2 separate regions of the Homo sapiens genome follow, and region 1 is linked to region 2. A link is a contact called in ENCODE Hi-C data. All regions are on one chromosome and are shown on one strand. Each heading gives the region's core, a stretch centred on a gene start or an enhancer-like site at or near the end of the contact. The rest is flanking DNA. Distances are from core to core; before and after follow the strand shown. Region 1 holds the start of AMPD3 (adenosine monophosphate deaminase 3). Region 2 holds the start of BMAL1 (basic helix-loop-helix ARNT like 1).

The links. Hi-C counts contacts between places; a loop is a spot of excess contacts on that map. Pooled maps may share reads with other maps.
Region 1: a loop to region 2 is called in a map of CD8-positive, alpha-beta T cell, with 18 times the contacts of the local background. The contact joins the promoter of AMPD3 here to the promoter of BMAL1 in region 2. A Hi-C loop is called at or near these places in 1 of 168 maps with a recorded cell type or tissue (CD8-positive, alpha-beta T cell), 1 of 37 single-sample maps with no recorded cell type and 8 of 50 pooled maps.

Annotation. Positions count from the first base shown.
Region 1 is chr11:10,452,439-10,456,513 of GRCh38, reverse strand. AMPD3 (adenosine monophosphate deaminase 3) reads right to left here and starts at 1,250. Exons shown (of 15, transcript NM_001025389.2): 1 at 1,066-1,250. RefSeq lists an enhancer at 326-375.
Region 2 is chr11:13,276,540-13,280,333 of GRCh38, reverse strand. It overlaps BMAL1 (basic helix-loop-helix ARNT like 1), which reads right to left and starts at 2,544. Exons shown (of 20, transcript NM_001297719.2): 1 at 2,411-2,544. RefSeq lists silencers at 1,534-1,873, 2,154-2,223, 2,294-2,943.

The sequences.
Region 1 (4,075 bases), core at 1-2,500, 2.8 Mb after region 2:
GCCACAGTCCCTCCAGAAAGGAAGCCCAGTGCCACTGAAATCCCCTCGTTATACGAAGGAAGCTGGTTCCTACTCTTGCCAGACTCCCCTTGCAGAAGCCCCGACACAGACCTGAGCCTGGCTCCATGACTGGTCCTGAAGATGCCACTCAAGTGATGCACCCGGGTGAGGTGCTGCCTGCCACCCAGGAGGCTCAGCTGAGTCAGTGCGTGCGTGCAGCTGGCTGGGTCCTGTCTGCCGGCTGGAGTAGGAGGTCTCTGTTTTGCATATCTGTGAGCAGCAGTGAGCCAGAGCAGGAAAAGCCTGGGCTGGAAATTCTCTCGTGAATATGAAATATGAGTGGAAAATTTCCAAGAGCCCTGAAGTCCCCAGGTAATCCCAGTTATCCAAAACAAAATGGCTGTGGTATCCTGAATGCAGTGTCCTGGCCCTCTTCACAGCCCTCACAAGAGGAAACTAAAGCGGCGGCTTCCTCTTTACAACAGTAAACTCAGCCGTCCTGCCCAGCTGCAGGAGATAAGCCACAGCCTCCCTCTAACGCCCAGCCTCCTCCTGAAAGCTGAGTAGCAACGAGCGATATCATCACCTTTGCTGCTTCCGTTCTGAACGTGCTTCAGGCCTGGCTGCATTTTATCAAGGGGATTGGTCTCAGGTACAGCCCGACCTGCCTCTTCTCAGAAAGCCCCCCTAAAGCAGCCCTCCCAAGGGCACCCCATAACTGCCAGGGGGAGCTTCAATCCCAGTTGCTAATACAATCCCCTCCATCCCCTCCTCCTCTGAAAGGGAAAGACCATGAACTGCTTCCACCTTTCCCAGGAAAGGACAGAGACTCAGGGAGCAGGAACTGCCTCAGCACAGAGGCGGACAGAGGACAGGGGCAGGCTAGGATGAAAAGCTGACAGCCCCATCCCACTCCTTCCTTTCTTCCCAGAAGGAAGCCCACATCACAGGTGACTGCGAAGCCTGATAAGCTTTACCAGAACCCCCACCCCCATCCACACACACAGAAAAGGAGTACACCCCAACTGACCCACCGGAGCCCACCCCAAACCCTCCCCTGCTTACAGCCGCTCACTGCTCCCACGTGGGCCTCCAGCTCCGAGCGCTGGCTGGACTCTGCCACTCCTCCTGGGGAAGGTGGAGCCTGCCTCAAGTGACCCACAGGAGCAATCCTCTAAAACCAAGCAGGGTTGATTAAAATGGCATCACAGGGTGCAAAGCTCTGATCTTCATCTGCCCTTTAGGAGAGTGGGAAGGCTCAGAACAGACACATAGCCTCCCAGTGACTTAGGCAAATCCTGTGGTCCTGGGAAATAACCATGAGCAAAATGGCTATTTCTGTGGTGCTGTTGAAATCCTGGGGAGAAGAGCTCAGGAAGGATGGGTCAGTTGTTTACCGGGAGGCTAGCTGTAACCCTGACTTGGGCCTGAGTCACCTCCGCATGTCCAATCGTGAGGTTGTGTCTTACTGAGCTCACATCATAATTCCTGTGTGCACAGAGCAGTATTACAGGGTTGACACATGATCCTCGGGCTGCTGCTGGGCTTTAGCTACCCAGAGATTACGGCCCACCTGTCCTCACAGCTGTTTCATAAACAGTGCAACCAGCAGGCTACAAGCAACCTAGAGGGAGGGTAATATTTATTCATTAAACAATTAAATGAACTTACAGTATGAGAAAAAAATCCAAGCCCTTAGTACTATTCTGCCAGAAGGAGGAGGGGCAGATGACTTTTTCTGCTAGTGTTTTGGGGAAAGGGGAGGTAGAGTGGGGACTGCAGTGGGAGGATTCCAGCCCAAGGATTTAAGTCCGACACGTTCAGGGAATTTTATTCTGCACCTTTAACCGGATCCCAGCTAGCCTTAGTCTAAACAAGCATTTTTCAAAGTGCAGTCTGCAGAACATGAAAGGTCAGAAGGCTTGGAAAACACTGCATCCTGTAGTCCCTTATGGGTATTCATGCACAGTTTCTACTAGCAAATTCAACACCTGAGAAGTCCTGCAGTAAAGAAAGCTGCTTAACTTTGTTTAACCCGACGCACTTATTTGACCATCCTAGAACTGCTGTCATAGGAAAAAAACACCTATTAATATCTTGTGGTATCGGCTTTGGGAAACACCCTCCACCTTGAGTCTTCATTTTCCAACTTAGAGAAAGCTGCCTTCCTGGAGCCCAGTTTACAGGTATGAGACCCATTGCATCGGGTTCAGACAGAAACCAGCAGCAGCTCCACTAAGATGACACAGGTTGTAACAATGACCAAGGGTCCTGCTGAAGCCAAAAGGCGGGAAGACTCCCCAGAACATGGGCAGTTTAGAAGAAAAATACAGTTCTGTCCCAGAAGAGCAAGCTCTTCTCAGGACCTCACAATTCCACCTTGAGCCTAACTTGTTGCTGCTTCTTGCAGCCAAGATGTCTCTGTGGACTGAAGAGCACTGATCCCAAGCTCAAAGCCTTATTTCCCTTTCGAACAAACATCAAGACAATTTATGATAACCAGATACAGGGCCCGCTTCTCCTGCCCGAGACTAGACTGCATCCCCTTTTATCACTTAAGCACCCCTTACAAACTCTAAAAGACAGGAGAGGACGGAATCAAATTATGTCTCATCAAGAAAGATATCGGCCGGGCATGGTGGCTCATGCCTGTAATCCCAGCACTTTGGGAGCCCGAGGCAGGTGGATCACAAGGTCAGGAGATTGAGACCATCCTAGCCAACGTGGTGAAACCCCATCTCTACTAAAACACAAAAAATTAGCTGGGCATGGTGGTGCGCACCTGTAGTCCCACCTACTTGAGAGGCTGAGGCAGGGGAATCACTTGAACCCAGGAGGCAGAAGTTGCAGTGAGCTGACATTGCACCACTGCACTGCACTCCAGCCTGGCGACAGAGCAAGACTTTATCTCAAGAAAAAAAAAAAGAAAAAGAAAAAGAAAGATATCACTCTCCTCCCCAAAAGCCAGGCATGAGCTTGCATAGAGGGGTTCATTTTTCTTCTCATTTGTGAGGTGTGTGTGACTCACACAAGGAGTTGGACAAAGGGGATTCACTTGCTAAATACCAGCTCCATGACAAATCTCGCCTGTCTCATTCACAGTTGTATCCCCATACCTGAAATATGGTCGACATTCAGCAAGTATTTGTTGAATGAATGAATGCATAAAACAATGAACAAGTGAACTAGCTATTTATAATAGATCAATCCACCTATGGCAATCTCAGGAATGAGTAGAGTGTATGGCTAAAAACGTAGACTCAGGCTGAGTGTGGTGGCTCACGCCTGTAATCCCAGCGCTTTGGGAGGCCGAGGCGGCCAGACCACTTGAGGTCAGGAGTTTTGAGACCAGCCTGGCCAACATGGGGAAACCCCATCTCTACTAAAAACACAAAAATTAGCCTGGCATGGTAGCGGGCGCCTGTAATCCCAGCTACTTGGGAAGCTGAGGCAGGAGAATCGCTTGAACCCGGGAGGTGGAGGTTGCAGTGAGCTGAGATTGTGCCACTGCACTCCAGCCTGGGTGACAGAGTGAGACTCCATTTCAAACAAACAAACAACAACAAAAAAAACTCCAGCTAGACTCCCTGCATTTGAATCCTGTTCCACCACTTAGTTGTATGACCTTGGGCAAGTTAAATAACTTTTCTGTGGCTCGGTTTTATTCCCTATGAAGTGTGGATAATAAAAAGCCAATCTCATAGGTTGCCATGACAATGAGCATAAGTGAAGTGTTTAGACTGGTACCTGGCATAGAGTATGTGTTTTATAAGCATTATCTGCCAACATCATTGTCATCATCATTATGATATCAGATACGAGAGAGAAGAACTAGGAAAATGAACATGAAGTTTTATCTAGACACTGAATCCTTTTATTCAACCTTATTTATTGAGCACCACCATGTGCCTGGCACTCTCCCAAGTTTCTATTACCTGGGTGCAGGAAGAAGGAAAACATATTTAAATGTGAAGCCAGATCAGGAGGAGGAACATCCTTCTCCCCTATGAATGGTACTTCTCGGTGACTGTACACAGCCAGGACTCCAGCCATGAGCTCATCCTCCCATGCCCCA
Region 2 (3,794 bases), core at 1,295-3,794:
TGAAGGGATAAATCTGAAAACATGGCCACTTCCTTTTCCTGCCCTGTGGCATGCAAACCTCTTCTGCAAATAGCAGACAAACTCGTAAGTAGTCATCATTTTATAAATCATTTGAAATGGATTCTTCAAAACACCATCTGTTGATCTGCTTAACTTTCTTATGAAAATAGGGCTTCAGCTCAGATATTCTGGAGGTGCCAGGAGGTAAATACCAACCTGAATTCAAATGTATTAAATATTTAGAGACTTACAGAACTTCAAAAGAGAGGAACCTTTGAGATCACCTAGTTCAACCGTCTTACTTTCCATCAGAGGCAAACACAACCTAGAAATCTTTAATAACTTGCCCCGACTGGAACGGCCATGAGAGCCCAAGCCTAAACTAGAACCAGGATGTCCAGCTCCTAACTCCCAGGTTAGTGCTTTTCTACCAGATCTGTTCGTTCTTCAGAGGGTTGAATAAAGAACAAATTTAACTACAGTTTTAACTTATTGTTATCATTCACTGGCTGCATCTACAATCAAAACCAAAATGCTTCTACAGAACCAGCTTCAGATGATACAGGCAATTTCAAATCCTGTCCAGGAAATTTCCAAACCTTCTAAATATGTTCTATAAGCTGCGTTAAAGACTTATCAGTAAAATGATCTGAGTAACAAAACATGGACTGAAAGACTGAATTTTGTATTTTCAAAAATATTTGGGAATTCCATTGATATGGAAATCAAATATAACACCAGCGAATTTTTTTAAGTCTTGCAAGCAGAGAGAGCATGATATTATTCAAAACTGCTCAGGAGCAGCAATGATTATTTTAAGCTCATGATTCAACGGGTACATTAATTAAAAACTCCACCAACCCAAATTCACAGATCCGGATATCAATGAGACCAGAAGAATTAAAATAATAGTTGTCATTTAATAATAGATTAAAGGGGTGAACAACAGCAGATGTCAGAAGGACAAATGACAAGCAAGCAGGTGTCGTGGGAAATGAATGCATCTAAGGGGCAGCTTTTATGGATGTTTAATAAAACGACGATGCTGGAAATACGGGTATACGGGTAGTGTCAAGAAAAGCTTGTTCACAAATACGGAATCTGATTTTTGGAAGCTGGGTGAGAAAACTTGGCTAATAATTCCTCGCTGAGGAGTAGCGGTGGAAGAAGGAAGAGACCGCAAGCGCCAAAGCGCCAAAACAACGCTAGGTGACCGGGAAGGGGCCGAGGCGGAGAGGGGAGAGGGGTCAGGAGGTGCGGGGTGCGCGGCGGCAGCGGGTCTCTCACCGGCCGGCGAGAACTTGACAGCAGGCGCCGGTGTCCAGCACTCCCCTTCCCTCCCCAGCTCCTGCCGGCGGGCACCTGAGCTCACCCCGCTGCCGGCTCTCGCGACCCCTCGGGGAGGCTAACATGCGCCCCACAAGGTCGACGTTCACCTCTACCTTCCTCGTCTTCTTCCAAGCAAACGGGAAGCTCTCTGGGATGTCAACGCCCGGCAATAGCCGAGCGGGAACCTTTTCTTCCCTGACATCTGTCAAACCCGGAGCTGGAGCCAGGCTCGCTGCGCCCTCCGCGGAGCTCTGGGACTCCAAGGCCGGCCCGCACCCGGGCTCCGGGCGACATCCCCAGGCCGACGCGCACCTGCCCGCAGACCCACGGGGCATCCTTGAGGGCCGCCCAGGACCTGGACGGCACAGGCCCCACGAAAGTTCGCAGGCTGGGGTCGGCCCCGTGCCGGCCGGGGATTCCCGGGTGCAGCGCCAGCCCTGGCTACAGGGCCGAAGGGGCGGGCGGACTTGGACTCCCCAAGCCCGACGGAGACGCCCTCCCCGCCCCCACCCAGCCTCGCGGGCTCCCGAAAGGGAAGTGAAGCGGGGAGGAAGGGCAGACGCGGCACCGTTCGCCCAACGCCCTTGAGGGGCAGCCACCAGGCATGGTCCCCTCGGGGATCCCCGAAGCTCCCGGGGACACATCTAGGAGTCCTCTTCGGCCGAGTCACTGCCCCCAAGGGCAGAGCTATCCCTTTAAGAGGCAGCTAGCTGCCCCCTCCCCCCGCCAGGTAGCGATGCCCGCGGAAGGGCGGTGGGTACTCCAGCGAACACTTTCCCGGCCCCTTTAAGGGCTCCTGCAGCACCTCTGCCTGCCCTAGCCCGCAGCGGCAGCCCCCGCGAGGAGGATGGGGGCGGACGGGCGCGGCGCCTTTAAGGGGCGCAGCCTCCCCACGGCCCGGGTGGGGGCAGGGAGCGGTCACGGGCCCTTTAAGGCCGGCAGCGGGCACGTCGGGCAGGGTTCTTCGGCGGCCGGGTTGCCCCCGGGGCGGCGGCAGGGGCGCAGCGCCCGCGAGGGTGCTAACGGCCCCCGACGGGGTGCGCGGGATCGCGTCGCTGGCCGCCGCCGGCCTGACACTCACCGTGGCTCGCCGGGAGCGCCCGCGCCCGCGCCCGCACTCGGATCCCGCGGCGGCGGCGGCGGTGAGTCCGGCGCGGGTAAACAGGCACCTCCGTCCCTGACCTACTTTCTGCCTTCCCTAAATGTCGCACCACTAACCTACTTTCCGACCAATCCGCTCCCCGCCGGCCCAGGCCCGGCCCCCCGCCCACCAATCGCTGTGCCCAACCCCCCTTCCCCGCCCACCAATGGAGGAGCCGCAGCGCCCGGATACCTGCCTCTTCCCGCCAGCCAATCCGAACGCCCGAAGGGAGCCGGTCCCGGCGGCCGCCCCCAGCCAATCCGCGCGCGGCTCGGCAGCCCGCTGGCCAGTTGTGTGGCGGCTAGAGAGGCCGCTGACCAATGGCGAGGCGGCGGGAGCCGGTTTACCTGCTACTTTCCTGCCACCAATCATTTGGCGCACAGGAGCGCACGCCCCGAGGAGAGGACCAATCCGCGCGCGCTCCCTGGGTTCCTCGCCCCTGCCCTCTCCCTTTCCCCTCAGGTCTCCCACTAGCCGCGGCCACTGCGGTGCCCAAGCCGCGCTCCTCGGGGTCGCCCGGGATGTCCCTCTTCTCTGGGTCCCCTGCCGGCTGGCGTTTGGCCGCCCGCCCTCACCCCTCCTCCTTCTTCTTCTCCCCTCCGGGCATTCCGACGAAAAGCAGCAGTTCCTGACTCCCTCTCTCCCTCCGGCTCCATCTAGGAAACCAATTTTAGGAACGTTGAGTGCCAGACCCTTCCTAAAATCCCTGGTTTGCCAAAGTCTCAACGAGAGAACGGATACTTAGTATTTCTAGAAGGCATTTCCACCCCGAGGACTGCAAGTGTTCTCACGTTCTTTGCGTTCATCATGACCTCCAAGTGTCCCACTGGAGCTGTCATTCCCGTAGTTCCAAAGAGAATACTCGAGCGCGGAGCGATTCCATTGCATTTCCTTCCAGTAGCCAGGTTTTGACCACTTACTGAAGAGTAGACACCAGCCCCGCGGCAGCGCTCTCTGCTGCAAAAAGCTGTCTACGGAGCAAGACGGAAGGAAACAGTTACAGAAAATAAAAATTTGATAACGACATGCGACTCGGTTGCTGAGAGGACAGAGAAAGTGACTTATTTTTGCATCTCAGGCACTTTGTAGAGGGCCTTTAGCACAAAGAACTCCCGGCTCTTCCAGATGTTAAACTCCCTGAATAGAAGGACAGCGTCTTCTTTTTCGTTATCCATCATGTCAGCTCTCCTTTAGCGCCTGCTGGGGTAGGGTGGAGTGGTGGGGGCGGGGCTGGCACCCAACAAGTGCACCATAAATATCTGTTGGCTGGATACATGAACAAATGGAATTAAATAAATTGGCCTAATTCTGTTACCCAGACTGG